2 separate regions of the Mus musculus genome follow, and region 1 is linked to region 2. The links are chromatin loops, found by intact Hi-C in ENCODE. Cell type or tissue: heart. All regions are shown on one strand. Links, peaks and the distances in the headings refer to the core of each region. The heading gives the core; the rest is flanking DNA. Region 1 holds the start of Bcan (brevican). Region 2 overlaps Isg20l2 (interferon stimulated exonuclease gene 20-like 2).

Region 1 (16,039 bases), core at 5,027-13,026, 57 kb after region 2:
GCCCCCGGGAGTCCTCATGCTTTCTGCTTCTCCAGTTTCCTCTCCTTCCTGGGCAGCCCTCTAACCCTGGGGGGACAGACTCTTAAGCTCAGTCCTTGCCCTTTTGGCTTTAAGTTCCAACCTGGCTGTGGGCTACAGTGCCTGAACCTTGGCTGGGCAGTGCGGTATAAGGGACCCACTTTGGATTTTCCCTCCTCTTTTTCTACCCCACAGAACCAGAAAGCATTTCTTTCCCACCTTCTGACAGTAGGCCAGGGGGCCTCTGGCTCTCTTTACAGGTGGGCTGACACTTCAGTGACCTCTAAGGGGTTCCCTCTTCCTTACTACACTCACTCCAAGGCCAGTGGGCAGAAAGGCAATAGCTGAAATGGGCAAGCTTTTTGTGATGTAGGGGTGATATTCCACTTGAGCCATGGAGGAGAGGTGAACCTGGGAGGGCCTCAGCCTTCCCGGAGAAGACTTCCAATGGGAACCTTATGGTTCTGGGACAGAAGATTTCTTTCAGATGGTGGAAACCAGTTCCTTTCTTTCTGCCCACCCCACCCTGTTCCGAATGAGCCAGGTCCTTTGGGTTGAAGAACATAAGCCATTTCTCCGGGAGTGGGGGGTCATTAGTGCAGGGTTAGTGCAGGGAGGGAACACTGGGCACAGGGATAATAGTACTGTCTCTTGCTGGGTGCACCGAGGAAGATGATATGTTTAAGCCTTGGGAAGCTAGAGAACCAGCTCCAAGCAGGAACTACCTGGGTAGGCTACACATCATACCCGGGCAGTGTGGGTTTCTTCTGCAGGTGACGGAGGACTCCCTTGGGTGATATGTACAGTCAAGTCTGGGGTCCCAGCAGTATGAAGGGAAGGTGTAAATGGCCCAAGGAGAGATAGAGGGAGCAGTAAGAAGCTGCCATCCTGCTGTGACAGCAAGGATGTTGGCCAATGAAGAGTGGCAAAGAGACAGGTGGAGACACAGAGGATGGAGAGGGTACAGGGAAACAGAGATTCCTGATTCAGACACAGCGATGAGCAGAAAGGACAGCTGGAGATGGAGAGGTTGTCAACGGCTGGGTACAAAGCAGTTTAATACAGATTTATTTCCAAGGTTTGTTTTCCATGAAACAGTCAAAAAATACTTCACAGAAGTAGTGGCTTAAGGCTCTTTGGGGTGAGTATTCTGGTCCCCAGAGGTGAGGGGTAGGTATGGCCTCTCAGGCTTCCCTGGAATCAGTGGGGGTTGGTTAAAGGGGTGGAACAAAGGGCCCAGGGAGGGAACTGCAGACAATGGGCCTGCCTTCAAGGCTGATGAGGGCACCAGGAAGAGGCATGAGGACATTCTGTGTGGCCAGTGAGATGTGAGCTACAGCAGAGGGCCCAAGGGTCAGTGGTGGGTGGGGGAGGGGACAGAGGATCAGAGAACTGGGACGGAAGTGACAGAATGGAAGATCCAAGATGGAAGATCCACGGGGAGAGACAGAAAAGGGAACGAGGGCAAAGGACCAGAGGGTCCAGGGGAAAAGGGTGGATTAAAGGCCAACGTGTCAGGTGGCCCAGAGCTGGAGGAGGAGGAAAAGGAGAAAAGCGGGCATTGAGCCTTCAGCAGAATTACCTGATGAGGGAGCCACAGCCACTCCACCGTGGCTGGCACTGTCGGTGGGCAGCACTGGCTGGGCCTGCACTGAGGTGCCTGCCAGGACAGTTCTTCCAGACTTCTCTTCTGAGGGGGTCTCCAGCTCCCTGGGACCCACAGGGGCCCATGTAGCTGGAAGTAGGGAAGGGCCATCCTCCAAGCTGGAGCTCCCTGCCTCCTCGCTCTCTCGAGGAACCCCAGAGAGCTCAGGGCTCCCAGTTTCCCCCCCTACTTCTCTTGCCCCACCAGGAGTAGATGTGGGGCTTCCCTCCCTCGGGGGGAGCAAAGTCTCTGCAGGCGGTCCACGGACCCTTGGAGGCCCAGGAGAAGGTGAGGCACCCAGCTGTAGAACTGCCTGGGCTGGTGGGGACACCTGGGAGAGTGAATGCTCTGTTTCTGAGCCAGTAGGGAGAGGGCTGCTGAGCTCTCTGGGCCACACCCACAGGTCCTCCTGCTCCTTCTCTTCCTCCAGAGCCTCCAAGTCTTTGAATCTTTCTTCTTCCTCCAGGGCTACGCCTTCCTCTTCTGAGGACTCGGTAGGTGGTGCAATGGATTGGGTTTCCGATTCTGACCACAGCAAGACAGTTCAGCACCAGGGACAGCGCCCCAGACCAAGCAAGGGGAGGGGAGGGGAGGGGAGGGGGGTGGGGCCCAAGGGGAGGGGGAGAGGTACAGCGCCTGGTGCATTGCCTGTCTGGAAGAACTCTGACCTGGCCTACGCATTGAAGGGCTCTGCAAACTGCCTCTTACTGGGTCAGAAAAGGCTGTTGCATCTCCCTCTCCCAGTCTGCCAACATTTTCCAATCTTGGGGTAAGGAATATATTTCCTTCCCAGAGAGCACCCTCTAAACACAAGTTTCTCTAGTTAAAGAGAATTGGGTGTGGAATTTACTTGAATAAAAAATTTGGGAGGGTGATAGGAGAGATACCTAAGGCAGAATTATGTCAGTCATGACCCTAGTGACCACTTGGGCTTGCCCTCCTACCCCCAACTTCTCTCAGGTAGTGAGAACCCAAGGCAAAGGCTTCCAGTTACCTAGCGGAGTCCTGGGGGCCTCTGCTGGGTCTTCTGGGGTGGAGCTTCCTCCTCCCCCATCTTCTGAGATGGGGATGGAGTAGATGGCCCCACGAGACTCGCTCTCCATCGCTTCCTGAGGCAGCTGCAGTTCCTCCAGCTTTTCTGTCACTGTGACAATGGCCTCAAGTCCATCTGAGGCTGGGCTAGAGGCCTCAGAGGAAGCAGAGGGATGGGCAGAGTCTGTGGCAAGAGGAAAAGGCCAGTGAGAAGCTAAGTGTGCATTTGAATCCTCCCAGGGTGTGGGCTGCGTCTGAGCCTCTAGGCTAGACCTCTACAGGCCCTGGAATGTGCTTCACCCATCCCTCGAGTGCTAATGGAGTGCCTTCTAGTTTTAGGCCAAGCTTTCTCTGAGTATGGTATAGAGAACGCTAGGGAAACCTGAAGAAAATAGGCATAGGCAATAAACACATTGCACAATAGAAAGGCACTTGAGAAGCAGTGAGATGAAGTGGAGGCTCACTTTCCTTCAGATGGGTCTAGAAAGGCTGAGTGAGCTGCTCCTTTAAGTGTGAATACAGAGTGGGTGGATGGAGCAGGCTCTGTACCGTGCAGGCTAGGCTTGTGTGGAGAAGGGTAGAGACTCCATCCCCAGGAAGAGTGCTCAGTGGTCACTATCTGAGGAGCTTGGAGCTCAGCTATGGCTAAGGAAAGGGAAGGGACCACTTTCTGGGTGTGATGCTCAGTGGCTCAGAGTGAATTACCTCATCCTCTGGGGAGGGAACACAGAGCAGAGAACCAATGACTCCAACGTAGAGTTGGGCCAAGAGAAGCCCAGAGAGCTATCTCTAGGCAGGACAGACAGGACTGTATGACCTGTTCCAGTGACCCTTGCCCAGGTCACCACAGACCAGCAAACCTACATCTGTCCTTCATCTCCCCTCCTTGTCCCTCCACAGTCATGCCTCTTACTGCTTCTTTCAGAACAAAGTGCTTGGCTCAGAGTCTGCACTCATCTGGCTTCCTAGTACCACCCTCTGTCCCCTCCTCAACACGCAGTGTTGAAAGTCCTGTCACCCATAAGCTGTAGGATCTGGAACATTCTAAGGAGCGTTCCACTCCCACGTGCATTTTGTTCACTGAAGCACAGAACAGTTGGTTCATGGAAGTGAAAAAAATGTCAGCTACCTCTGTTGGCCAATATGCTGACAGGCACAAGGATTGAGGAAGCTAATACAGATTACTGAGGGCAAATGACCAAGAAGATGGTGAGGGCTTGAATTCCAGGCCTGGCACTGACTGCTGCAGAGGCCACTCACCTCGGAAGCAGTAGACATTGAAGCGGTTCTGCTTGCTGGGGAAGCCAGTCTGGTTGGGAAAGAGGAAGAGGGTCTTGACTCCTGGCAGGCCGCCCCCACAGCGTTGGCTGGGTGTGATGATGGGATAGCGCACGCTGCCATCAGCCAGCCAGCCAGGGCTACATCTGTCCAGGCCACCATTCCAGGCTGCGTACAGCTGGCCTGTGCTAGCGATCTGTGCACCACGTTCCAGACAGTAGTCCCGAGCCTCCTCCCATGTCAGCTTGCTGGGAGGGGCGCCTAGGAACAGTTCTCCTGAGTGTAAAAGAGGAGCTGGGTCATCAGGCAGTTGGCAGTACTTCCACCCTAGACGTTTAAACGTTCCTAGGCAAGCTCATTCCTGGTGTGTGTGGGGGGGTCACCTTGCCCACCTGATAGTACCAAAGTCTGCATGAAACCCAAGATGAAAATTAGTACTTAGAGAGCCTGGCCCCAGTTCCTCGCTCTACAGGACTCTGCTGAAACTCACCACCCCCACCCCGGCCCCGCCCCCACCCCTCTGTCTGCTATTTGCTAGGTCTGCTCAGAGGCTTGCCTCTGGGACAGTGTTTGGAGGCGTGCGTTAAGTGCCTGCCTAATTTGCCTGTCCTCTTAGACATGTGAAGTCTAGTGGAGGACCTAGAAGAAACCAAGGGCCATGTTGCAGAAGGGCTTGTCACTCCCAATTACCATTTAGGTCTTCGGCATAACAGTAGACATCATAGAGATCATCAGGACCCACCACTCCGTAGTTCCGCACGCCAGGATAGCCATCCATGTCTCCAGAGCAGGCCTCTCGTGGGTTCTGGATGGGGTACCTAAGAGAGAGGAAGAGGCTAATGCCTGGCATCTTCCACCCCAGAAGGCTGTCCCATGTCAACCCTGCTGCTGCTGCTGCTGCTGCTGCTGCTGCTGCTGCTGCTGTGTGTGTGTGTGTGTGTGTGTGTGTGTGTGTGTGTGTGATGTCAGGATGCAGGAAAGTAAGGCCCAGGCAGAGCTGCAGACCAATTTTCTTTCCAGAGGCAGGGAATCCTGAGGAACTTCGATGGAGGGAGGAGGTAGCAAGCATCCCGATGTGACCAGGAGTTCCTGGTCTACATCCCCAGCCCACCTCACAGTTTGGTCGGACAGCCAGCCTGCATCACACTGCTCATAGCCGCCGAGGTAGGCAGCATAGAGCTGCTCCGGGGTGGCGATTCGGGCTCCTATGCGAGCGCAGGCTTCCTGGGCTCCAGCAAAGGAGAAAGCATAGCGCGCAGAGCCCTCTCTGTAGAGGAAGACGACCCCTGCGGAGAAGAAATAACTCCTGAGTTGGCCGGACCACCAGCACACTGACCTCCCCCTCTCTTCTGTCACTTCCTGTTCACAAAAGTTAAAGTCCGATTGTGCTCCTGTTACAGCTTGTGGGACTGTCTCCCCCCACATCTCTGGCCCCCTATTCACCCTGTGCCTTTCCCCTGCAGGGTTTGCTAAGCCGCCTCACAATCAACTCCTTGCGGGGGGAGGGGGGCCTGAGTCCTTTCCTCCCTTTCTCTAGGGATCTCACTCTCCTCTCACCTTTGACCTTGACCTCCACAGCATCACTGCTGTCGTCGATACCGTGCTGGACCTCGCAGCGATAGACCCCGGAATCATTGGGCCGCAGTTCGCTCAATACTAGAGACACATCCGTGAGCGATGCGGGGTAGGCAGGCAGCGCCACGCGGAACCGGTAGGCTTCGTTTACCTTGACGCGCAGCCCACGAGCCACCAGTACCTCTACCTCCCGGTCCCCGGACAGGAAGGTCCACTTGACCCGGGGAAAACCCGGCGCGGCCCGGCGACTGTGCGGCGGCCGCAGGTGGTGGACGTGGCATGGGATGGCCAGGGCACCGCCCAGCACGCCCCGCAGCTGCGTGGCACCGATGCGCACGCGGAAGGCTCGATCCTCTGTGGACAGGGGTCAAAGCCGGCTGCAGCCAGACGCAGGACGTAGTGCGCCTGTGCGCTTGGCTCCAAGCCCCGCCCCTCGATCCAAGGCGCCTGGGGTGCACTGCCCAGCTCAGGGTGCTGAGCACTGCCCAGGGTCCTGAATTTGATCCTCTACCCTTAGCCTCCTGCCTCGTGCTCCTTTGCAACTCTGACCCCCAAGACTCCCCTACTTACTAGGGTTCCCAATTCATCCCTATTTTGCAGTTGGCTCCAGCCCTTGCCCACAGCACTTCCACATCTCCTTCCGTGTGCCTAGGCTGGAAGCATGTAGCTGGGGCTAAACCGAGACAGCCCTCTGTCCTGAGAAAGATGCAGCAGAGACATGGTCCTCTGGATGCTTACTCACCCGAGCTGTCTTCTTTCAGGTCATCAGCGAGGGCGGCAGGGGCTTGGGTCAGGACCAGAGCGGCCAGCAGGGACAGAAGCAGTGGAATCATTCTGCACACTGATGGAAGAACTTGAAGAGGAAAGAGGAAAGTTGTTAGACTGCGGAACGGACTTCCTCCGTTCTCTGTCCCACCATGCAGGTAGCACATACTAGAATCACCCCTAACTCTGTTTCTGATTCCTATCTCCAAGCACCAAGAGGTGTGCCCAGTCAACTCACTGTGTGACCTAAGCCAAGTTCCTTACCCTCTCTGAGTCTGTGTCTTCTTAACTGGGGGGGGGGGGGGGGAAGCACCATCATTAGCACCTTACGCATTTTGATGGGGCTGTATGCTTGAGTGATCTGTCTGTCTGTCTACCTGTCTAGCTGTCATCTACACACAGTTGCCACTGTCTATTACCTACTTACCTATTTATAATCTACGACAGAAAATGCCCTGTGCATAGGCCAGCAACAGACACATAACAGATGCCAGCGAATACTTGTAACACAGTGGCTGGTGGTACTGCGTAATCAGCTCTCTGTGCACGTGTATTCAAAATCTATGCATCCAAACCAGCTACTCGTCAAACATGCAGGAAAAAAAAAAGAGTCTGTTCTGAACACATACAGAGGTTTTTGTCACTGTTCCCTAAACAGCATGCATATACTTAGGAATTATAAGTCACCTAGAGACGGGTTCCTGTGTATGAAAGACATGCGTAGGTGAGATGCAAAGACATCATTCTGTGTGAGGGACTTGGGCACCTGCAGGTCCAGGCAGCCTCTAGGGGTTGGAGACTCAAACCCACAGACGCAGGGGTGGGGTTGGGAGCGCAACTATGGTCCTACTTCACCCCCTTGGCAAACACCCCCCTCCCCGCCCTCAGGTGCCAACCAGGAGTTTCTTTCCCCCACAGTAAAGCTCCAACCTTCCCTTCCTAACCCTTCCTCTTCCAGGAGGGCCTCCTAGACTGAACCCTGCTGAAACAGCGGCTTCTCCCTCTGCTTCCTCTCCACCAGGACTTGTAAGGAAGCTCCCCTGGTGCCCAACATCCTCTGCCCCCTCCATCCCTCCCTCCCTCCCACTTTGCTCTCAGCCATTCCCCTCTGCCTGGCACGGGCTTTCCCACCGGATCTCCTGGCTCAGAAGCCAGCTGGGACAAAGACCCTGTCCCTGCCAGTCTGGCCTCTATCCAGTTGCTCCTTCCCCCACCCATCTTTTGTGAAAGCCTACAACTTGGAGTGTACTGGAGAAGGGTACAGGGAGAGGCCAGTCGTCCCCCCCCCCCCCCCGCCCTGGCCCTCAGCTCTGGAAACAGTTTCTCTTTCTGAGATCTCATTGCGCATACAGGCTCACGGGGAAAGTGAGGTGGATGACCAGAGAGGGTTAGAGCTAACTCTGAGCCAAACCGGGAGCCAGGTCACTGTGCCCTCAGGAAGGAAAGCTGCACAGATAATGAACACACTCTGTAAAGAGTCAGACTTGGGAGTATTCGGGGACCCAGGACTACATGGCTAATGATGCAGCCGGGGGTCAGTTACAACGTCAGGCAAGATTTCCTACCGACCATACCTATTCTCACTGGCTCCATCTCCCACTCGGTCTGCCTTCATAGTCGCTAGCCTGAGCCTAAGCGGTCCTCCTAGATCCTCCCAGGACAGACTCCCCTGCTAAGCAGCGCTCTGGCCTGTGCTGTGCAGCGGGCCGGGCGAGCAGTCACTCGGGTTACCGCTGGCAAGTAAGCCAGGTGCTGGAGCGTTCTGAGGAGGGGAGGCTGGGAGCAGGAGCTACTCACACGCCCGCCCGGCCCTGTGGCTACCTCTTTTACCCGTGTTGGGGCAGCACGGGATGAGGAAGGAAGCCTGAGGCCAGAGGATCCGACTGCCCTGAGACATGAATTTTTGATCCAAGTGGCCAAGAGTGGCTACTGTGACACTTCCCGGAGGAAAGCCACCACAAGGACCGGAGCTCAGCAGTCCCCTGTCGTCTCCAGCCCGGGCATCCTTAGTCGCTCCGCAGCCCAGACGTCCCCTGGCTCCTGAAGGCTGCGCGGCGAGGACAGTGAGCGAGCAGACGCGTGGCTCAGGGTGCCGAAGCCGGCACAGAGCGCTGCGCGCCCACCTTCAGAGAGGCGCCGCTGCCGACCGCACCCCCGAGTGCCTGGGGACCCCAGGAAGCTACGGTGGGTCACTGTCTCGGTCGCCCACAGCAGCCAGTATCGCGGCCCGCTCTCGCCCTCGCCCGGATCCTTTGGCTCAGAGAGGTCAAGAAACTTACCCAAGGTCACACAGCAAGCAAGCAAGCGACCGATAGGGCCAGGCCTCCGCACTCACCTTGCGAGGTCCCCTCCGCGCACACCGCACGTCCCGCAGCCGCAGCCGAGACTGCGGCGCAATGCGCGGGCGCGAGCAGGGCCGGGCGCGCGGGACCCAGACAGGGGCGCCAGCTCGCCGGGAGCCTCACAAAACCCCCTTTCTTCCCACGCGCCCCGCCTTCCCCGCCGTCCCCGGCCCTTGCCGCCCCCGTGGGGGGCTCTGCGCGGTCACGGGACCCGCTGCCTTCTCTGTGCGGGTTCCGGGCGACAGCGGGCAGAGGGAGGACAAGCGAAGTAGGACAAGGTTCCGCGGACGGGAGCCCAAGACTTGCAGCGGGGAGGGCAGAAGGGGCGGGGAGGGAGCGATGGAGGGCGCTGTGGCGACGCAGGATGGAGAGTTAGAACACGGGAGGGACTTCTCATTGGTTAAAGGGAGGAAGACCGGCTCAAACTTAGTCGCGCAGAGGATGGAGGGACGACAGGAGCTTTGCCCCGGGAAAGAGGGCACTGCTGGGTGAAAAGGGGAAGTCCTTTTCTCAGGCCAGAGAAAAGGCAGATGACCACAGCCATCCCTCTTGAGGAAGCTTTGATCGGGCTGTGCTCCCCCGGTGCTCCTCTCCCTCCCCGGCGGAGGAGCTGACTTTGCAGTGGTTGACCAGGTGGAGGTCGACTCGCAGAACTACGGGTTAGGCAACCCAAGTCAAGAGAGTCTAGGCGCGCGGTATCAAGTGGTACAGTGAGTGATGGAGCAGGCGTCACAGGTTGCAGATCAATGTGTGCAGGAGAGCCTGCTAGCCTCGGCTGGGCTGCCCAGTGTGCAGCCAGGAGCCTGGGGGTGGGCCTCGAGGACTGCCAGCTGTCCCCCACCCCCACTTCACCCGCTGCTTCTCCCTGCTTTCCCAGGCTTCCCACTTTCCTCCTCTTGCTTGCGACTCCAGGCAAAGCCTTGGCACCAGCTGTAGGCCACTCAGCCAGATCCTTGTCCTCAAGGCCGGTGTGGGGGCTGTGACCTTACCATTTCTAGATCCCCAAATGCCGACTGTCTGCAGACACCTTCACCCCCAACTCAGGGAACAGTTTCCTAATCACGCCCCACCCCCTGCCTTGGATGGAGTTCCAAAAAAACAAAACAAAACAAAACCAAAAAACAAAACAAAACAAAAAAAAAAAAAAACGCCTTCAGAACCTCTGGAAAAAAACAAACTCCTCTCCAAAGCCTTACAAGTTTAAAGAGAGGACTCCAGCTAATGCCGCCCACTGTAAGGACAGGACAGAAGGACCTTGAAACCCAGGGCAGAGTCACGCAGGGAGAAAACTACCAGGCAGTGGTGCCAGCAGAAAGGAGAAAGGGGCCCCTGAAGAAGCTGCACAGGAGGCCTTCATTTATTCATTCCTTAAGCTTGACCCACAAGTCATCTATGTACCAGGCCCTGTCTGGGGCCCTAAGACTGGGGGAGTCACCAGTTGGGAAGGACTCTGAGGTGCTGGGTGCCAGCTCTGGGTTGCACCTGCATGGCTCACCAACACATGGGCTCCATGCCCTGCAGGTCTCCCAGGTGGAGCTAGGAAAGAAACCAAGGGGCTGCAGTTCAGCCCAGTTGCTGTCTTGGATATAACACAATTTTTGCCTGGGAAAACCTGACTGTGACCAAGGAAGACAGGAAAGAGATACCCCCCGCCCCCGCCCCCAGCTCAGAGTTACCAATGTGCACAACCCGGGGGAAGGGGAAAAGAATCCTGGGGCCAGTGGAGCCAGTAGGCAGCCATCTGCCAGGAATGCCTTGGCCTCTTCTGATCAACCAAGCAGGGTCCCCACCACTCCTGTGGAATCCTATTCTTTGTCATTCACAGCCTTATGAGGTCTGGTTAGGGGCTCAGCAGCCCATGGGGACTGAGTCTTTGAGAGGGGCCCCTTTCTATAAAAGATGGGCATTATAAAGGCCCCCCTTTTTTCCAGCTGGGGACATTTGCATCGAGGTACACCCACACAACTCTAGCCATTGCTGATAGGTACCTTTTCCCCAATTATGGAGTCTGGCATCTTGACTCATAGCCAAAGGACTCTGCTCATTTCTGTTCTCCATCTGAGGTGCTCCTGGACCCTGGCCTGCTCCTTGCATCCCCTTTAGATCTTAGACAGAGATCTTGGCACTGGAAGCCAACAGAGCCCAGAATGGCGGCTTTCGTGTGCAAACCCGTGTCCTAGCAACAGGGCATGACAGTTCTCATAGCCACAAGGGTCTTCTAGATGCCAAATGGTAAACGGCGGTGTCACAAGGGTCAGCCGGTTGAATCAGAAGTGGCCTGCCCAGGACTGCTGCACCAAGGGCTCAGGAAAAGAGGGAGGAGGAAGGCGAGCTTGGAGAAAGCCAGGCAGTGGCGGCTCGCCTGCCCTGTCCCCACGTGGTGCAGCTGGCTGCCTCCCAGCCTGCCCTGGAGACTTTTCCAGGCTCTCTTGAAGAACCAGCAATCTCCTCCCGCTTTCCCAGGGCAATAGCTTCCACACAGGCCAAAGCTGTGGCCCAAGGTGAGAACCCACGCTGCTCGCAAAGCTCCCGCCTCCCAAACACCCCTCTTCGGTGTTGGCTCTTACTGTGCGCCCATCTGAAGTGGCCGCTGGAGGGCTGTTCAGACTCGCGCCCTCTCCTGCATTGGCAGCCAGCCCCCTCAAGGCCCAGACACCTGGCTTCTTGGCTGGGAGGGGCCCAGTGCTGGCACAGCTGTGCTCAGAGAATGGGGGCTTTGATAGTCTCAGAAGGGGGCCAGGAAGCATAGCAAAGCTTAGAAATGCCAGGGGGTGGTTCTGAGAGATGGCACAGCTGTGGCCTGGAGCTGGATCTGCAGCTGAGTATCGGCCACCAGGGGCAGGCTCAGAGGAGATCACTAGAGGTACCAGAGGTGTGCATCACCTTCCCTGCAGGCTCACTCCTCTGTGGTGTTGGGGCATGCACCTTCTCTCAGTTTCTCCACATGTAAGATGGTGCCAACACATTGTTGAGCGGTCTTATGTTAGAGCATGTACGTGGTTTTTATTTTATTTTTAAGATTTATTTATTTATTTTATGTATATGAGTACACTGTAGCCATACAGATGTTTGTGAGCCACCATGTGGTTGCTGGGATTTGAACTCAGGACCTTTGGAAGAGCAGTCAGTGTTCTTAACTGCTGAGCCATCTCACCAGCCCCCTATTTTATTTTTATCTCTATGTGTGCAGGTGCCCATGGGGCCCAGGAAAGGGCATTGGCTCCCCTGGATCTGGGGTTACAGGTGGTTGTGAGCCATCCTAGTGAGTGCTGGGAACTGAACTCAGGTCCTCGGCAAGATCAGCAAGTGCTTTTGTTTTGTTTTGGTCTTTTTTGGAGACAAGATCTCTATGTAGACCTGACTGTTCTGGAACTCATTATGCAGGCCAGGCTGGCCATGAACCCACAGAGATCTGCCTGCCTCAGCTTCCTGAGTGCTGTGATGAAAGGTGTGCACCACCACAGCCAGCAAAGCAAGCACTCTTAACAGCAGATTCCCCTCTGCAGCCCCCCACCCCAGCAATGCTTGTAACCCAGCACTTTGTGGATGGTCAGGTCAATCCCATTTCAGAAGGGAGCGAAGGAACAGCCAGCCTTTGTGCCCATGTCAGGGCATGCACTGTGGGCTCATGAACAGAGTTACCAAAGGTGGTGATTGTGGAGACCCTGCTGGTCCTCCTCAGCAGGACTAGCTCCTCACCAGGGCTGCTTCTGTGCTCGGTGGGTGCTGGAAGCCTGCCTGGGTCCTTGAGACCCACCAGCTACGTTGGGGCACATTGATCTGGAGGGGAACAGACGCTTCACCGGTGCTTATCTTGAGCCAGATTTGCCTGTCCTGACCAAGCACCTAGGCCAGCCCCGATGTCCAGGGCACAAAGGAAATGATGAGCCCTTGCAAGGTCCCTTCAATCATGGCTCACAAGCAAGGGGTTCACTTTACAGTGGACTGGCTCTTCAAGTGCCGGGAGCTGCCAACCCAGCACACTCACGCTGTCCTTTTCTTTCTCTTTTCCCTTCTTCCCTCCCTCCTTTTTTGCTTTCTCTCTCTTTTGTGTGTGTACATGTTTGTGTGTGTATTGCTAAAATTCTTTCCTAGGGGAGACATATAAACACCTCCCCCTCCCCCACTGTCCCAATGACAAACTGTAACTTTAAGGGTTTTTTTGTTTTGTTTTAGAAACAGGGTTTCTCTGTATAGCCCTGGCTGTCCTGGAACTCACTTTGTAGACCAGGCTGGCCTCAAACTCAAAAATCCACCTGCCTCTGCCTCCCGAGTGCTTTTAATCATGGTTCTTAAACACTTTAACCACTTTTTAATCGTACCATCCACCACAGGTAGTGTAAAAGTAAGGATATGGGCTGGAGAGATGGCTCAGCAGTTAAGAGCACTGTCTGCTCTTCTGGAGGTCCTGAGTTCAATTCCCAGCAACCACATGGTGGCTCAAAACCATCTGTAGTGTGATCTGATGTCTTCTTCTGACATACATGTATGTGCAGATAGGGCACTCATATAAAGTAAATAAATTAATTGCTTAAAAAAAAAGAGGGCTGGTGAGATGGCTCAGTGGGTAAGAGCACCCAACTGCTCTTCTAAAGGTCCCGAGTTCAAATCCCAGCAACCACATGGTGGCTCACAACCATCCGTAAGGAGATCTGACTCCCTCTTCTGGTGCGTCTGAAGACAGCTACAGTGTACTTACATATAATAAATAAATAAATCTTAAAAAAAAAAAGAAAGGATACAGGGGAAGTGGACCTGTTTAGAAATGGTTCTTCGGAGGAAATCAGGAAATCAGCGGTTCAGTTCACAGGTCAGCAGTGGCAGCTTGGTCCACTTGCAAACACTTCAAGGATACACCAGCAGTCCAGTCAGGTAGAGTTGGGATAGCAGCAGTGGTGGCATGACTTAGCAGGAACAGCCAGGCCTCAACGGAACCTGCATGTGTCAGCAGGAGAGACCAGGGCCAACAGGAACATCAGGAAGAGTAATTGGCTCAGAGGACAGTCATGTGTAGCAATGTATGCATGTTTGTGTCAGAATGCCTATGTGTGCCTGTATATGTGCATATGTGTGGATGTACAGAAGTCAATGGTCAATATTAAGTTTTCCTCTATGTCTCTCCACCTTATTTTTGAGATATGTGTTGTTGGGCAGGGCATGGTGGCTCAAATCTTTAATTCCAGCACTTGGGAGGTAGATGGCTCACCACCATCTGTAATGGGATCCAATGCCCTCTTCTGGTATGTCTGAAGACAGCGACAGTATACTCACATAAAATAAATAAATAAATCTTTTTTAAAAATGAAAATCAATTAGAGTTGTCAGATCTGGCGACACAAGTCTGTAAGCCCAGCGCTCAGGAGGTAGATCCCCATGAGTTGAAGACCAGCCGGATTCACAGAGAGAGTTCCAGACCAGCCTGAACTGCAGAGTGCGATTCTGCCACCTCACTGTGGTAAGGTGCTTACAGCAGGCCACCACCTTGAAGTGTCAGGGACAAGACAGATGGAGTCAGCATGAGGCACGGAGGCTCCAGCAGGGCTATGACCCGTGTCCTTCAGCACTCACCTTCACAAGAAGTTTCTTGCCACCATCTGGGTTTTTGGGAGGTTTTGCTCTGCTGAGGGTACCTGTCTGGGTCAAGGGCAAGACAGGAGTGCCAGTTTAAATCTCCAGGAAGGTGGTTGCAGTCCACAGGGGAGCTGATTTCCTTTGCCTCGGAGAAAGGATTTTCAGAGATAATCATCCGGTCTCCCTGGATTCTACAGTGAATTCCGAGCCTTCCCGCCCTGTAAGCGCTCTGAGTGGCTTTCTGCCCCACCTCCCTAATCCTGTCCAAAAGTCACTTTGCACCTCTTCCCCAGCAGGCTACAAACTTGTTCCTACCTCAAGACCTACTTCAGGGGAGCCCTACCCAGGACATGGACAGAGGCCAAACGCTAAGCCTCCTTATCTGAATGCTTGTATTCAGGACAGCAAAAGGAGGGGGAAGTGTGTTGTGAGTGACCCCACCGTCACACAGAAAGCCGTGAGCATTGGCTTTCAGGGTAGCCTTCCTAATTCCTGGAATCTGTGATTGACTTACTTTTAGGCAGGGTCTTCTTGGTGTTATTTCTTGCACATATACGTATGTTTTAATGTGTATTGCCTGCTTGTCTGTGCACCGTGTGCATGTAGTACCTGAGGATGCCAGAAGGGGGCGACAGAGCCCCTGCAACTGGAGTTACAGATGGTTGTGAGTCATCATGTGAGTGCTTGGAATGGAAGTGGTGTTCTCTGAAAGAGCAGCAGCATTTCCTAAATGCTATGCTAGTGGTTCCCAACCTTCCTAATGCTGTGACTCTTTATTACAGTTCCTCATGTTGTGGTGACCCCCAACCATAAAATTATTTTACTGCTACTTCATAATGTTAATTTTGCTTGTTATGACTCGTGATGTAAGTATCTGATATGCAACCCCTGTGAAAGGGTCGTTTGATTCCCAAAGGGGTCGCGACCCACAGGTTGAGAAGCCTGCATGGAGGCGTGTCCTTCTGAGAGACAGAAGAGGAGGAGGCATAGTGACCACAGTGGTAGAGCTGGCGTGTGGACTTAGGGGAGGGAAAGCTGCCCCCAGAGACGCATCTCTGCTTACACTTTGATTCTGACCTCTGTGGTTTTAAATCAAGTCTGTGGTCATTTGAGAAGCCACAAGAGACTTCCAATAGTGCACTTCATAAAGAACGGATCAGACAGCATCCCCAGCATGCTGGCCCAGTCAGTCTCAGCATCGTGAAGACTGCCTCCGGGTGTGGCAAAAGAGAAGCCTATGATGTCATTTTTTGGACTATTCCTGGGGTGGGGAAACGTGAATAGAGTTTAATCAAACTCCTAAATATAGTTACAGGGGACAGAGGAATGCAAGGACACTCGGCTACATCCAGAATGGGAAACTCGAGGGGGGGGGGGGATACCTCAGCTTTGTTCTGTTTTTTTTTTTTTTTTTTTTCTTGTCTTTCTTCCTTCCCTCTCATCTCTGGCATGTGTTTACTCGTGTGTACACATGTATGTATGCACTCATGTATGACTGCTGTAAGGACCAGAAGTCCATGTGGAGCATCTTCCTCTATCTCTCAACCCCGTATTTTTTGAGACGGTCTCTCCCTGAGCTGGAGCACTGTCGTGGCTGGCTTGGCTGGCAGGGAGCTTCATGCCCAGAGATCTATGCCACCTCACTCGGCCTTCATGCGGGTTTTGGGGATCCGAACTAGGTCCTCATGTTTGTGAAGCAACACTTACTGAGCCATCACCAGCAATCCCCACTGCCTCCTTAGGTAAGGTTCTATGTAGTTCATCCTGGCTTGGGACTTGCTCTGAACCCAAGGACGACCTTGAGTTCTGATCC
Region 2 (16,039 bases), core at 3,635-11,634:
TCTTTCAGAATTCCCCCAGAATAGCCCATTGAGCCCTGTATGCAGCATTCTAGTTCTTCTTCTCTAATCCACCTCTCTAAACTCCTACATTCCCTCCCCAAAACCAGTTCCAAAGGTAGAGAACCTGCTGGTGCTGGGTGGCCACCAGAGGGCACCATTGCTCTGCTTTGCAATTGGGGAATTTGCTTTCTCTAGACACACTTCAGGAATTCTTTTTCTTGGACAGGGCTTCATGTAGCCTAGGCTGGCTCAAGCTGGCTTTGAATTTGTAGCTAAGGATTATTTTGGTCCTCTGATTCTCTTGTACCTATCTCCTGAGTGCTATGATTATAGGCATGTGCCACCACACATGGTTTGCACAGATACAACCCAAGGCCGTATCATGACAGGCAAGCGCTATGCCAGCTGAGCCACATCCCCAGCTCCTCCAATGATTCTTTTAATGCCAGACAGTCCACTGAAGGAAGTTTATAAGAGATGAAGTAGCTAGGGGTTTTTAAAAAGGCAGGAAGTACCAGGCATGTTGGTGCACACCTTTAATCCCAGCACTGAGGAGGCAGGGGCAGGTGGAGCTTTAAACTTGAAGCGAGCCAGGACTACACAGTGGGGTTTCTCAAAAACAAAAGGAAAGAGATGCCAGGGCACAGTTGCGTAGACGTGTAGGAGAGGGCCCAGCTTCAGTGAGGGCAGCTAAGGGCCAGACAAGATGAAGCGCGTGCTGGGGGAGACTGAGCAGAGCACAGAGCAGATGCTTGTTGGTTGAACCTACCCGGGCAAAGACACACTGTGTGGTGTTCATCACCAAGAATTTCACCTTGATTAAGCTGGGGTTATGAATCTGAGATGAGCCCAGATGCCTTACTAAGTGGGTCCCCTGAAAACTGCAGGACTGCTGCTGCTTTCACAGTACCGTTTTGAGTATGGCCTGCAGAACCTGTAAGATTTTAAATGCTGAGACTTTAGTTGGTTTCAAGAAAAGTATCCAGAAAACCCCATCTACAGCTTTACTCTTTTTTTTTTTTTCCAAGACAGGATTTCTCTGTGTAGCCCTGGCTGTCCTGGAACTCACTTTGTAGACCAGGCTGGCCTTAAACTCAGAAATCCGCCTGCCCCTGCCGAGTGCTGGGATTAAAGGCGTGTGCCACCACGCCCAGCTTTTTTTTTTTTATTTATATGAGTACGCCGTAGCCGTCTTCAGACACACCAGAAGAGGGCATCAGATCTCATTACAGATGGTTGTGAGCCACCATGTGGTTGCTGGGAATTGAACTCAGAACCTCTGGAAGAGCAGTCAGTGCTCTGAACCACTGAGCCATCTCTCCAGCCCCAGCTTTACTCTTTCAATGGCTATTGTTTGTTTGCTTTCTTAGCTTTTTTTCTCTCTCATTTTGTGAAGATGGAGTGTGTCATGACATGAGTGCAGAGGTTAGAGGGTGACTTGTGGTGGCTGGTTCTCTCATGTGGGTCTCAGGGATCATCGCAGATCATCAAACGTGGTGACAAGAATTTTTATCTTCGCCAGGCAGTGTGGCGCACGCCTTTAATCCCAGCACTTGGGAGGCAGAGGCAGGTGGATTTCTAGTTCGAGGCCAGCCTGGTCTATAAAGTGAGTTCCAGGACAGTCAGGGCTACACAGAGAAACCCTGTCTTGAAAAACCAAAAAAAAAAAAAAAAAAGACTCTTTATTTTCGGGGTCCATCTTACTGGCCTACCACCTTGGAGCAGGTGCTCATATATCCCAGGCTAGCCTCATGTATCTCAGTCTAGTCTCAGACCTTCTGTGGAGCCAAAAATGACTTTTAACTTCAGTTCTTCCTACTGTGACCTCCCAAGTATAGGGATTACAGGCCTGTGCCAATGTGCACAGTTATTGTGGTGCTGGAACCCAGGGTTTTACACATGCTAGGCAAGCACTCTGAGCCACATTCCCAGATTTAAACCCCCCACCACCTTTTTTTTTTTAATTTGTTTTTTTAAGATTTATTTGCCGGAAGAGGGCATGAGATCCCATTACAGATGGTTGTGAGCCACTGTGTGGTTGCTGGCGATTGAACTCATCACCTCTGGAATAGCAGACAGTGCTCTTAATTGCTGAGCCATCTCTACAGCCCCGCCAACCCTGTTTTTTTCGAGAAGTCTCTTGTAGCTCAGCCCATTCATTCTGTAACTTTCAGTCTGCCTGCCTCAGCTGTCTTTGTGCTGGAATTGTAGGATTATATAACCTTGCATAGTGATTAATTTTTTTTAAAGGATTTATCTTTAGTTGTGTGTATATGTGGTTTTACATGTGTGTGCAGTGCCTTCGGAGACCCAACGAGGATGTCAGGTCCTCTCAAACTGTGGTCACAGGCAGTTTTGAGTTACTCTACATAAGTGCCAGGAACTGAACTCTAGTCCTCTTGTAGAGTACACACTTTAACTTCAGCCCCATGATCAGCATCTTTATGTCCCATTGGAGACTGAAGGAAGCAGCTAGGGATAATGGTCAGTGGTAGAGCATTTACTTGGCATATACAAGGCCTCAGGTTCTTCGGGGATGGGAGAATGCTGATAACCATTGTTGGGATGGAAGTTACTAAACATGTAAGGGACCTCTGGTGATGTAGATCCAAACAGGATTGCATAGCAGTTCTCTAGGGAAGGGAGAGCTGGAGTTCTGAAGGAGGAACAGTTGTGGAAGGGGGCATTTCAAGAATGGGGTGAGGGTGGAGGTGATGGGGTGGTATGTTGGTGATGGCCATATTGGGCCTTCACAATCTAAGGAGCTCCACCTTTGAGTATGGCTTCTCATTACCTCCTTATGTGCCCATTCTAGATCTTGAAGATACTCTCAGGGAAGGTAGTGATAGGGCATGCCATTCACAATGACTACAAAGCCCTACAGTACTTTCATCCCAAGTCCCTCACCAGAGACACTTCCCGGATACCACTCCTCAACCGGAAGGCTGACTGCCCAGAAAATGTCACTTTGTCACTGAAGCATCTCACCAAGAAGCTCCTGAGTCGGGACATCCAGGTAACTTCTCTCTAAGTGCCCCCACCAAAGGTGACCCGGTAGCCCTGTCTGCAAGGAGAAATAATAAATCCTGGGTGCTTTATAGACCGTGCCAGATGGTACAGTGGGAAAGAAGAGCACTCAGCATTTCACATGCTCAGCAGTCAAGGACATGGCCACAGAATATGGAGCTCTGGGTACATGTCACACAGAGAACATTTAAGAAAGAAGACCCAGACAGTCTGTTTGACCTGAAATGTCCTGCCTCTGCAGAGCTTAATAGTAAGATACATATGCATCGTCACTCAAATGAGCAGGCCTTCTGGGAGTTGAAACTGAAATGTGCTAGGGAGGAGGGCCCTAGTAGACTTGTGACTACAACTCATAAACTATAGAAGAGAAAGTATAGACAACTAGCGGGATGCAGGGAGTCCAGTTGTCTGGGAAAAGCAACAGTTCTCGTCTTCATGTTCTTTTCCTTTAGGTTGGAAATACTGGACATTCCTCGGTGGAAGATGCCCAGGCCACAATGGAGCTGTACAAGTTGGTTGAAGTTGAATGGGAACAGCACCTGGCCCAGAATCCTCCAGAAAATTAGCAATCCCAGGGAGACACATGCAGTAGACCAACCCACAGTTCTTCCAGCTTCTCACCTGCAGAAGCTAGAATCACTGGGGAGAGGGGCTTGGCCAGAGGCTTAATACCCATTGAAATTTCATCTCAGCTATTTTGGTCACTGTGTGGTTAAGTGTCTCATGGAAGAGGAGAGCTTTCATGTTAAACCCACCTCTAGGTCAGGCAGGTGGCTCAGACCTGTAATCCCAGATACTTGGGAGGCTGAAACAGGTTATAGATGTAAAGTCTGCCTGGACTACAGAATTAATTCTAGGTCAGTGAGACCCTGTCCTAACATAAAAAGAGGGCCAGGGGTAAAGCCCAGCGCTAGAACACTTACCTAGCATGCATAAACCACTAGGTACAGTCTCCAGCAGTGGGGTGGGGGAGGGTAGAAGGAATGGAATACAAAGTCATGAACCATAACTGTTTACTTCTTTAGAGTGCTAACCACATGTCACAGGGTGCTTGTGCCAGTCAGCCTTGACTTTGAGGAAGCAAGGCACACCAGGGAAAACAGTGTCCCACACTACCTTCTCTATGGGACACATGTCATAGATATGTCTCCTTTTGGTGGGGAGTAGGGTAAAGGAATTGAGTTGCCAGGGCTGGCCTCAAACACTTGGGCTCAGATGACTTCTTCCTCAGGCCCGAGAGTAGCTGGGACTACAGGTGTGTGTTCACCACTGTGCCTAGTTCTTTTATTTTTTTTATTTTTTTTGGTTTTTCGAGACAGGGTTTCTCTGTATGGCCCTGGCTGTCCTGGAACTCACTCTGTAGACCACGCTGGCCTCAAACTCAGAAATCCCCCTGCCTCTGCCTCCCGAGTGCTGGGATCAAAGGTGTTGCGCCACCACGCCCAGCATGGTTCTTTTAATTTTATGGGATTTTTTGTTCTAAAGTAAATAGCAGTATCTTTTCACTTTCAGACAAGTCCTGATTGGAGCTCAGCATAATGGTCTGTAATCTCAGGACTCTGGAGGCCAAGGCAGGGAGATCAAAAGTTTAAGACCAATCTGAGTGCATAGAAAAAGCTCTGGGTCAGAGAAGTAGAAACAGAGAAGGAAAGAATTTTGTGGTTGCTTGCTGAATTTTATAGCCACGTTACATAGCACTGACTAACAGTGTTTACTTAATTTAGGTTCCACTTAGTTTAAAAAGAATTTGTATAGTTTTAATCGTCTTTCAGCCTTTTCAGCCTTTCACCTTGCAAATGCAGCCTCTTAGTTCATACGATTCTTTTTATGGATTTTTATAATAGAAAACTGGTGGGTTTGTTTTTTGTTTTTTTTTACATATAAAGATCTATTTTTATTTTACTTATGTGTATGTGTGTGCTTTCAGGGTCCAGGAGAGGGGTCAGATCCTGCAGAACTAAAGCTTCAGGCCGTTGTGAGTCTGGGAAGTGGGTGCTGGCGGGGAGGCGGAGATCCTCTAGGAGGAGCCACCTCTCCAGCTCACGTAGTGGATTCTTTATGGCTTTGTATTAAATAAGATCTCTTCGTGTGGAAGGCTGTGTAGTCCTGTGGGGATTTCTAGGCTCTCTGGATGGGTCACTGGAGCCCTTGTTTGCTGGATGATTTGAAGCTCTGGTAAGCCTTTGTCACACATAGGGCCTTAGCTTTCCTGTCACACTTGAAGTGACACCCTAAGCCGCGCAGGGTAATGTGGTGGAGTGAGTCCATGTACATAAGGGAGGAAGGGAGCTTGGTGACGCAGCCTGCCAGCTCTTCCTTAGTGGTACACACCGTTGTTTCCTGAAGGTGAGTCACGGGTCTGCAGCATGGTTGTCCCTACTCTGTGGAGCCGTGTCCCTGTCCCTTCACGATTTCATTTTATCATTTACTTCTTGGAGTTTTAATACCAGATCCTGAGTTCTACCCTTGGTTTATATGGGTGGTAATTGATTATGGGGGTGAGGGTGGCTGTGGTAAGACTGCCATCTCCGTGAGAGCTTCACTGTGCCCTGCCCTATACTGAGCCCTTGAGCTGCACTGTGTCACTCAAAGCTGGTTGGGATTTTTTTTGCCTCTATGTATAACTGCACTACTTGTGTGCCTGGTGCCCATGGAGGCCATTGGGGTGTATCAGATCCCCTGGAACTGGGTTTACAGACAGTTGTAAGATCTCACATGGGTACAGGGAATCAAACCCAGGTCTCTTGCAAAAGCAGCCAGTGCTCTTAACCACCGGGCCATTTCTCCATCCCCTCAAGGCAGTATTCTAACTTAACAGTTGAGGAGATTGAGGTTAACCGAAAGGCAAGGTGTCTCTCCCAGGCCAAGGATGTAGAGGTTGCATTGGCACTCAGGTTTGGTGAGTAGGCCTGAAGTCCCTGCCTTGCTGTTAGCATCTGAGTAGTATCTGGCAGAATATGGGCACTACACCCAGCGTCTGTTCTGTACTGGGTGGTGTGTTAGATACTGGAAATGGAAATCTTTGGCCCTGAAGAAGAAAAGCTAAGAAACCTCACTGAGCCACACATTTGCTGTCTAGAGCCAAGATTTAATGCTGGTTAATAAGATGAGCAGGTGTGTATTTTTGAAAGACAATGCTGTCTGCTGTAGGGAATCTGCATTGGGGAATGGCCAAGAGGTGAGCCATCTGTGGAGTGGGAGGAGAATGTGAGTATCAGAGTAGGTGACATTAGCAGGATCAGGAGGTTGGGACAAGAGAGGGATAGATGTGTTGAATACTTCAACAAAGCCCAGGGGAGGATTCACCAACAAAGGGTTTGAGAAAGGTAAGGTGGGTAGTTTCTGGCTTCCTGAGCAACTGGATAGCCAGCTGGGTAGTTGAGACAAGTTTAGCAGATGGAAAGAGACCTGAGCCTAGAACTAAGGTTTTTAGTCAACATTGCAAGGCTGGGTTTTGGAGGCTCATATCTGTAATCTTGGCTCTCGTGAGGTAGAGATAGGAAGATCATAAGGTTTGGGGTTTTGAAGTGGTCTCACTATGGAGTCTCGGTGAGTTGAAGGCCAGCTTGGTCTACAGAGTGAGTTCCAGGGCAGCCAAAGCAATGAAGAGAGACCTTGTCTCTAACAAAACACCCACCATCAACCTCTGGCCTCCACATGTGTGCACAGGCACATATGTGTGCACTATGAACACGTAGGCACACATACACAAATTGAATGGGCCCCACATACCTTCAGTGCTCCAGAGTGAGACTCTAGGGTAGACATAGATCAGAAGACTTGTGCATGCATAATGTTAGCCTGAGTAAGAGGTTTCTCAGTCCAGGGCCTGGGATCCTAGCCCAACATTTCTGAGTAGCAAGCTGCACAATAATCTCTGCCAGAGCAGCTAGTTCCCCAAAGGCCGTGCCCTATGATTACACCCTATGGAATCCTGCTCAGTTAAGTGTCTTAGTTTGGGTTACTACTGCTATGATGAAACCACAGCCAAGAGCAAATTGGGGGAAGAAAAGGGTTCATTTGGTTTATGCTTCACACTTACTGTCCATCCCTGAAGGGAATTAGGCTGGGAACTCAAACAGCAGGAACCTGGAGGCAGAAGCTAATATAGAGACTGGAGAGATGCTGTTTACTGGCTTGCTCTGCCTTCTTTCTTTTTTTTTTTTTTTTTTTTTTTTTGGTTTTTCTGTATAGCCCTGGCTGTCCTGGAACTCACTTTGTAGACCAGGCTGGCCTTGAACTCAGAAATCCACCTGCTTCTGCCTCCTGAGTGCTGGGATTAAAGGTATGTGCCACCATGCCCGGCTTTCTGCCTTCTTTCTTATGGAACCCAGGACCACCAGCCTAGGGATGGCATAATCACAATGGGCTGGGCCTGCCTACAGCCCAATCATACAGAGCCGTTTTCTCACTTGAGATTCTTCTCAGATAATACTAGTCTGTGTCAAGTTGACATAGAATTAGCCTGCACAGTTGGTTACTTATTTGTAAAGAGTCTATTGGTGGCGCACACCTTTAATCCCAGCACCTAGGAAGCAGAGGCAGGTGGATTTCTGAGTTCGAGGCCAGCCTGGTCTACAAAGTGAGTTCCAGGACAGCCAGGGCTAAACAGAGAAACCCTGTCTCGAAAAAAAAAAAACAAAAAAGAATCTATAAGAGGCCCCAGATTATAATTCAAAGAGGAAGAAGGCAGGAGTGCCATGCCGAGGCTGCTGGGAGGGAACTGGAGCCCACGCCTAGAGAATCCAGCCTGGCTGCCCCATACTGGGCTGGCTGGCAGAGTAGGTAGAAAGGTGTTCTTGTGAGTCCTGGTCCTTGAACATCTTTGGCTCTGGGCCAGCTACCAGTGTAGTAGAAAGACCCACCACTGACAACCCAGATCACGGGGGAACCGGTGCTACCAGGACTTGAGAGGTGTGAGACCAAGACTGAATGACAGCATGGTTGGCAGCTATAAAATCCAGGAAATACTGGCCTCTTTGATTCCCCGGGGAAATGTTCCTGCTAAGTCCCAAGTTCCAAAGCTCTCACTTGGATGGCTTGGCTCAAGTTAGAGGAGTGGCAGGCAGGAGAGAGTTGGAGACATCACTTGGATAGCATACGTACTCGGGCTAACAAGTTCACGGGCCTCAGCCCAGTGCCCACTGGGAGTGAGGCAGCCTGGAACCCTGATAGACCAGATGAGGTCGGGGTTTGGGGTGGTTGTGGGACAGTTTAGTTTTGCTTTGACAGAACTATTTTTTTTTCCAGAACTGTTGCCCACAGGGAGGAAAATCAGAACTTGTCACTTCATACATCTTTCTCCCATTTTGTTCATGCTGTCCAGAGCATAGTGTTAGATCTAGGTGAATGTAGGGACCTCTTCCCCTCACCCACCCTGCTCTTTTATCCACTCCCTGGCCTTGCTCTTAGAGATAGAAGTGAAAGTCAGGTGGAGAACAAGGCCTTGGACTGACTAAGGCACCAGATACTTGGATTTTTTTTTTTTTAATCTATAGCCTTATTATGTGTATATGCTTGACCTCATGTATATTGTATACTGAATGCATGCCTGGTACCCAGGAAGGCCAGGAAAGGGCATCAGATCCACTGGAACTAGAGTTATGAAAGGTTGTGAGTCACCATGTGGGAGCTAGGATTCAAACCCAGGTCGTCTGGAAAAACAGCCCAAGTGCTCTTAACCACGGATCCCTCTCCACCTCTAAAGCAGCCTTGTGACCCTGCTTATCTGCTGATTCAAGATGGTGAGGGTTGGGGGAAGACCCCGGATTCTGGGCTGCTTGCTTCCATCTCTTCTGAACCTCAGCATCTCAGTGGCATGGGAAACCAGAGGAGCGTTTCAGATCCCAACTCTCTGTGAGGGCAGGAAAAGCAGCACCAGGGAGGTGACTGGATTGCGGGTTCTCCAGCCCCAGTGCCCTGGACAAAGCAGCAGAGTTGGAGAAGCCTGGGCTGTCCAGAGCCATGTGTCTTTTTCAGAACAGGCCCTTTTCCCCATGTGCCATAAAACCTATCTGTCCTGTCTGTTGAGCTTGCCCATGGCCACAGCCCCATCCCTCCTACCTTGGCTGCTAGGGCTGAATGCAGGACACTGTTTGTGGCAGGTGGGTACAGTACTAGAAACCAGACCATAGAGCCAGCCCAAGTGTAACTGCAGGTCAGTCTCCCAGCAGGGGACTGAGACTAAGTCTGGACACGTCCTCAGCCAGTGCATCCCTACCCCACCCTCCTGTCTTCCTGGCTCAGCCAGCCCAGCCCAGCCCAGCCCTGAGGAGAGCGTTGGCAGCTGGAGCTGGGAAAAGCATGGCAGAGCCAAGAACAACAGAGGCCCCGCCTGGGTGCTGTACAGACCCTCTTCTGGCCTGTGGTAGCCCCTCCTTCTGCCCCAGCCTTTCCTATTGTTTCTTTCCAGCCTCCTGTACTGTCTTCCTGGTCCTATTTGCCTCCCCTTGCCAGACCCCAGGCTGGCCTTGCAGGTCACAGCATCTTCTACCTTTGGGTGGAAATCAGGGTTTTCAGGGTCCTCTGTTCTTTCCTGACTCTGCATCCAAATGTTTCTGGGAGGTAGGTTGCTTTCTTTCTAGGTCCCTGACCCTGTCTTACAGCTTTGGGGCTCTACTGCCCTTCATTCTGCTACAATGACAAAGGCTGGGTCTCTGAGCCAGGGAGACAGGCAGAGGTACCAGAAAGAGTCCCTTTGTCATGGAGGACCCCAGTGAAAGGTAGGCTGTCGATCTAGGCTCTCTGCAAGTAGAGTCCTGAGGGTGTAAGGGCTCAGGAGACACAAATCTAATACATGACAGCCAGCCTTTCTTCTGGCTCAGAACACCACCACCACCTCCTCCTCCAGCCCAAACTGGCTGGCTTTTACTTTGGAAGTCCAGGTCAACAATTACTGACCCAATAGAGATAGTAATACCACATTGAGCAAACCCCTCCACCAGTAGCGACCTTGGCAGAGTCTCTCTCTGTGGTCCTGATGGGGGCGAGGCTAGGGATTCTGTGACTTTGCTGCTCTTCCTATCCCCAGTCAACCCTGGCCTCTTCCGTGATGGACTGACTGGGTGGTTCCTCATGCTCCACGGCCTCATGGAAGGGGTATAGAGGGTAGAATTGTCTCCTATACTGCAGCCCTTTTAACTTGTTCCTTGCTGTCATCTCAGCCCATTTCTCTTCCTCCGCTCTAAGCCTGAGACCACCTTCCTCCTAGCCACACAATGGAACAAAGCACCAGAGTGTCCCTCACTCTGCGCTGGTCTGTTCCCCACTCCATCCTCCGCTTGCTTCTGCTTGCCTCCGCTTCCCTATTGTGTCTCCAACTCCTGTCGGGAGAGGGGCCCCCAAGAGGGCTCTGATCACTGGAATGGGGTCACTTGGGGCAGATCTGCAGCAGATTTGGTTATAATTGAAAGACCAGAGGCACCGGGAAATTCCTTTCCTTATTGATCCCAGTGGGAAATTAAAACCAGTAGTTGGGCTTGGGGCTCTTAATGGTGGCAGCTCCTCCCATTGAACAGCTCTGAGGCCCTAGCCCCTGCCCCCTTGTTAGTTGGATACCCCATCCACTTGTGCTAGCCCGCCTCCTAGGCCCCTCATCCCTCAGTGTCTCTTCCCAGCTGCTCATGTCTGCGATTCCCCTGGAATAAAAGGGCTGCTGGAGGCCAAAAGCCCTAGCCCTAGCATATTGCCCCCTCCCTCCCTCCCTCATTCAGCAAAGTTGGGGTGCGAGGAGCTCCGGCCCTGAACTGCCAAACCACAAACACATCTGGAAAGAATTCCCCGCCCAGTCCCACTTCCCTTTGTCTTCCTTCTGTCTCTGGAAATCCTAGCCAGTTGCTAGAGGAGGGAGGTGGTGAGGGTAAAAGGAAGGGAGTGGGCCTAGGGCATCCACTCCCACCTGGGGGAACTTCCTCCAGGGCTCTAGTCTTAGTGGGACTCTCTACCTGGCCTGGGTTCCTCTAAACTGCCATCCCAGGCTTCCTTCCTAGGCTGTGTCCTCACCCATCATCATGACCATCAGTAAGGTTCTCAAGGCTCCTGGAAGAGGGCTTGCCTGCCCTTTTCTCTTGTAAGAAGGAAAATGCTACCTGGGCTCCAGGAGTCTGTCTGGAGAAGTAGAAATTGGACACAATGACCACCGGTATGGGAGTAGGGACAGCGGGGGTGGGGGTGGGGTGGAGCATCAGGCTCCTGTTTTTTGCGTTGTTCCTTCCACAGGCCACTCCTTATTTCTCCGTCTAGAGGCCAGATTTCACTGTCAGAACTGAAAATCATCCCGTTGTGCCTACCTACAGCAAAGCTGCACTGAAGCGGGGAAGGTTGCAACCTATACTCAGAGCGCTTTCAGATTCCCCTTTCTCCCCACCTAGCTAAGCATCTGCAGTGGCGAAACTGCTAGACCCACGTGCCTCCTCTTCCAGAAGCCTATGCCTCCTACGCGCCCGCCCCTCAAATAAGCATTCCGCTTTAAAATTTAGAGTCCTAGACTCAGGCCGACTTGTCCCACTCCCTTCTGAGTGTTGGTGGTGGGGTGGGGGGTGGGGAGAGCGGCGATCCAGAGGCCCTTCTGAGAGGCAGCCTTCCTCCCTCATCCTCTCAAGTTTTCCACACCCCATTATTCGGGATTGCCTCGATGAAGACCTGACTCGAGTGACACTGTCTGGCCTCTGAGTGAGGTTAATCCTTCAGGCCCTGTCCTCAGCTCAGTTCCACTCCCCAACCAAAGCCTGCCAAGTCCCCAGTTCACCAGGTCAGGGCTGCCTGTTCCAACCTTGGCCACCTAGATGAGAAGGGGCCAGGCAGGGACCTTGTTTGAGATCCTGAGGGGACTACGGGGATAGCCCCGGGAGACTGAGGGCGAATGCCAAAGAAAGGGCAAACACTTGTAGCTCCAGCACAGAGCAACGTTGTTTCTGGCTTTGGGTTACCCGCGTGCCTCCGAGGCCGCTCCTGTCCTTTCTGCTGTCTCGCTGTCTTTCCACTAGGGTTTCACCCACGTAAAAATCAGCCTCGGAGAGGCTGATTCACCGCACTTTCAGCTCTAGATAGGGACGTCTCAGACCCACCCCCTCCCCACACAGTCAGCCTTCCCCCAACCCCGGAGGCAACGCGGCAAGCCGCGGGGTGGGGGTGGGGGGTGGTGGGGGGCGCTTGGCGTCTTTCTCCCCCTCCTTGTGGCCCAGGGGGCCCAGGGAAGCGTAGCCACCGAGAAAGCGCCTTAATAAAAGAGTCGTGTCAAGTGATTGGCTGTGACCTCTGCCCTTCTAGCCTCGAGCCGGGGGCTCCTGCTTAACCCTTCATTGTCCGTCCAGGGCTTGGAGAGGAATGAATGAGTTGCCTTGTGCTCACTTCAGGCGTCCCCAGGCACTACTTGAACCCAGAGCTGAGTCAAGGGGTGGAGGACAGAGCAGCACCTCCCTGTCACCCAAAAGAACGCTTGAATTCCGAGCTGTTTCATTGAGTCCATTTCGACTGCCGGTTGCCGGGGGGGGGGGGGGGGGACAATTCTTGCGCTAGTGGGGTCTCCGGATGCCTGGAGCTGAGCTGTCCAGAGCACCAAATCTGGTAGAGAACTACTAGGGAACTGGTGAAACGGGACCTGTGTTCGCCCTGCAGGCCGAGAGAGCATCCGTGACCCAGGCGAGAGCCGTGCCCTGTTCTTGCCAGAGGCACAAACCCCGTTCTTGCCTTCTGACGCTTCTCGGTCCGCCTACTGATGCGGGAGAAGGGTATCTTGGCTCTTGGAGAACCCTGGACCCACCCACATTTCTAGAAACAGGAGGGATTCCGGAAAGGATGGGGGTGAAGTGGTCACAGAGCAGGGCCCCCAGGTGGTGTGGAAGGCGGGGCGGGGGCGGGGCCGCCTCATGCACCAGCTGGGTATAAAAGCCTAGAGCTCTGGCGCCCAGCGGCTGTGCAATTGTCCTCCACGCGGCTTGGTCCCCAGGTGGAAGGATCTGTTCTGCAAAGGAGACAGCAAAGTATCTTTAGCCTAAAGGACTCAGCGTCCAGTGTTCTAGTTGAAGATCTAAAGAGAAAGCCACCTTGCTGCCACTATGCCTAACTTTTCTGGCAACTGGAAGATCATCCGATCGGAAAACTTTGAGGAAATGCTAAAAGCTCTGGGTAAGGAGGTTTTCGTGAGTTGGGAAGGGAGGACAAGAAGGGCGCTGGGGTCTTTAGAGCAGAGGCCGAATAAACGGAAGGGGGCCGAATCAGGGAATGTACCTGGGAGCCTGCATCCTAGGAAAGGGGCGTGCCGGATACCCTGGGTCCTGGGGCACCAGGCCCAAGACTCTTAAATCCTACTTTCTGAGGCTGGGCGCCCACCAGTGCCAGCTTCAACGGTGACTCAGAGCCTGTGAAGCAAGTAGAAACCAGAAGCACGAGGTTAGTCTCAGGAGGGGTTGGCTAGCCTCGGCGCCTGGACCTGCTGACCAGGGCACCTGGCTCTGAGCTTTAAGAATCCAGAATCCAGGCAGGGAGCCCCTAGGAGACATTCCAAGATCTTTCCGCGTACCCTAACAGTAACCCAATCCAGGCGACAGGTCCATTATCCTCAACACTTGGCTCCGCCCACCAGGTGGTCCACCACTTCAGCTCCCCGACCCTCCCCCACACCTTGCACTTCCCACTCCAGTCTCCCCACCCCACCCCACCCCACCCCACCCCCACCTGTGAGACATATTTTCCTACAGCAACCGGCTCCCAAGCCCTAAAATCGCTCTGGACAATTACCACTTTCTTAGATTTCAACAAATGTCCTCGTGTGAAACACCAATCCCCATTTCCGAAAGTCTAGGATTGCCTCCCTCCTCGCCACAGACCAGCTGCACCCTGCGCAACTGGGCTGTTAGCCAAGGGTGGGAACACAGGAACCACCCAGACTTTCCCTACCCACCTTCTACTACCCTCTAGGATGCGACTGAGCTAGAAGGTATAGGAAAGGAGAGACATCTGCGGAGAGATGCAGTTAACCGCCCCAGGGAGTGGAAACTACCCCAGAGCCTAAGGGTCAGCATGCCTTCCATTTCTGCACTGGAGAGGAGCCCTGTGGTGGGGAGCAGGGGATACCCTTGAGGAGCTAGGGACTGTATAAGAGTGAGTCTGGAGCTAAAAAGAATGTTGCGAGGGCAGTAGGGCCTCTGTTCTCATCTTTCCTCGCTGTTCATTCTCTTTGTGTCAGCTAACCGCAATGATCCTTAGAGTCATACCCAGTTTTCTTGCTCCGCCCTTGCGAAATTAAAGATCAGAGAATAGAAATTTTCAGAAAAATCTATTGCTGTCTCCTCCCTCATTCGCTCTAAATTCTGGCCCCTCTCTGCAGTGGATGTGGGAGCCTGGCATCACCCCCACCCCCACCCCGGGTTCCAGCTGCAGAGAAAGGCCCAATCCTACAGTCTGCCTTCAGAATGTTTGTCCTCCCCGCAGGGTCTCTCTGAGCCACGCGACTTGCTAGGGGGTAGATTGCAAACAGACCCGTTGTTACACAAACTGCCTGTGTCAGCCAAGGTCAGCTGAGCCAGGACCCCAGCTCTGCAGACTGAGGGAGGCGGGGTTCTCCTTAACACAGCCTCCAGAGACGCCACAGGGTCTGCGTTCAGGGTCCATGTTGTGGGAGAGTTCAGGGCTCATCATGATAATCAGGGCAAACACAGCAGGTCTTTCGGTTAGGACTGGGTGAGTCCACTTTGGGGCTAAATGAAGTGTCAGTTTTCTTCTCAGGAACCCAGAGCTATGGAATGCATGAGTATTTGTGTGTATATATGGGGGTGGCGGGGAGGGGGGTTGCACGGTGGCAGTGGCTTGTCCCCTGTAGCACCTTGAAGGGCCAGTTCTTCACCTCATCAGGCTTGGAAAGGTGGGGGTGGATCCTCCTGTTGGTGGCAGAGGGTTGCTCTCCTTCATTTACAGAGCCCTCTGTAAATGAAATGGGGGCAGGGAAGGGAAAGTATATGAATGAGGACACAGAGACTCTAAATACACAGAAGCTGAGCTGGATGGCCCTTGGATGATTCTTGGAGCTAGGGACATCAGAGGGGAGGCAAAACACTCCCATCTCTTCCCCTTCCCTTCCCTTCTTTCTTTCTTCCTTTCTTTCTCTCTTTCTTTCTTTCTTCTTTTTCCTTTTTTCTTTTTTTTGGTTTTTCGACACAGGGTTTCTCTGTATAGTCCTGGCTGTCCTGGAACTCACTCTGTAGACCAGGCTGGCCTCGAACTCAGAAATCCGCCTGCCTCTGCCTCCCAAGTGCTGAGATTAAAGGCGTGTGCCACCATGCCCAGCTCCCTTCCCTCCTTTCAAGACAGCAGAATTTTCCTTTGAAAGAGACCTGGAAATATTACAGAGAGCAGTCTGGCACAGGAAACTTTGTCCAAACCTAGTTTCGTTTGGCTTTTCTTTTTTTATTTGCATATATTACCTGCATGTAATAATGGGTTTCACTATGTTCTGGCTTGTTTTTTGTTTTTCTCATGGTTTTTTGAGTCAGGGTTTCTCTGTGTAGTTCTGGCTGTTCTGGAATGCACTCTATAGAGCAGGTTGGTGAGTTTGAACTCAGAGATCCATCCCCCCTGCCTCTGCCTCCCAAAAAAGGGTGTACACCACCATGCCCTGCTATGTTGCGGCTCTTTCATCCATTGTACTTGCTTTTATTTAAAAAAAAAAGTTTCTAGAAACTATGAATGTGCACTTGGCCTTGTGTGTCCCCCATTCTTACTGTGGAGCCATGGGACAATTAGAAGAAGCTGCTGTTTCCTTTTGGCAGTTGAGGAATCTGAAGCCAGAGCCGCTTAAGCTCAGGGTCACCCAGTTTTCCTCTGTATCCTCCTCGGCTGAGAATCTGCTCCTTGGGTTTGAGAGGGGCAGGGGTTGTGCAAATAAAGAGACCTAAGAGTACAAGGTAGGTAACTGGGGCAGAGAGGGAAGCAACCTGCTTGCCTGGTCTACCCTGCAAGTGGGCATGGGGAATTTAGTAACGGCCAGCCTACCTCACAGTCTCAAACCCAGTGGTGA

What was found. A loop is a pair of places that touch in the nucleus more often than their neighbours do. Peaks named below come from ENCODE experiments on the same cell type or tissue, not always from the same donor. Only the 100,000 strongest peaks of a DNase experiment are listed, where the experiment ranks them.
Region 1: it touches region 2 in a loop (3-fold over the local background); 2 of 42 quality-filtered maps call a loop at or near these places.

The regions. Positions count from the first base shown.
Region 1 is chr3:87,991,455-88,007,493 of GRCm38, forward strand. It overlaps Bcan (brevican), which reads right to left and starts at 8,902. Exons shown (of 14, transcript NM_007529.2): 1 at 8,649-8,902; 2 at 6,291-6,401; 3 at 5,531-5,902; 4 at 5,085-5,259; 5 at 4,664-4,791; 6 at 3,956-4,249; 7 at 2,658-2,879; 8 at 1,601-2,188. The coding sequence starts at 6,381. In heart, for the core only: no CTCF peak of the experiment used is centred there; a DNase peak (open chromatin) is centred at 5,927; H3K4me3 peaks cover 2,103 bases; H3K27me3 peaks cover 7,709 bases.
Region 2 is chr3:87,935,759-87,951,797 of GRCm38, forward strand. It overlaps Isg20l2 (interferon stimulated exonuclease gene 20-like 2), which reads left to right. Exons shown (of 4, transcript NM_177663.4): 3 at 2,816-3,016; 4 at 3,480-4,928. The coding sequence ends at 3,593. It overlaps Crabp2 (cellular retinoic acid binding protein II), which reads left to right and starts at 12,935. Exons shown (of 4, transcript NM_007759.2): 1 at 12,935-13,152. The coding sequence starts at 13,083. In heart, for the core only: no CTCF peak of the experiment used is centred there; a DNase peak (open chromatin) is centred at 9,313; H3K4me3 peaks cover 723 bases; H3K27ac peaks cover 2,587 bases; H3K27me3 peaks cover 2,315 bases.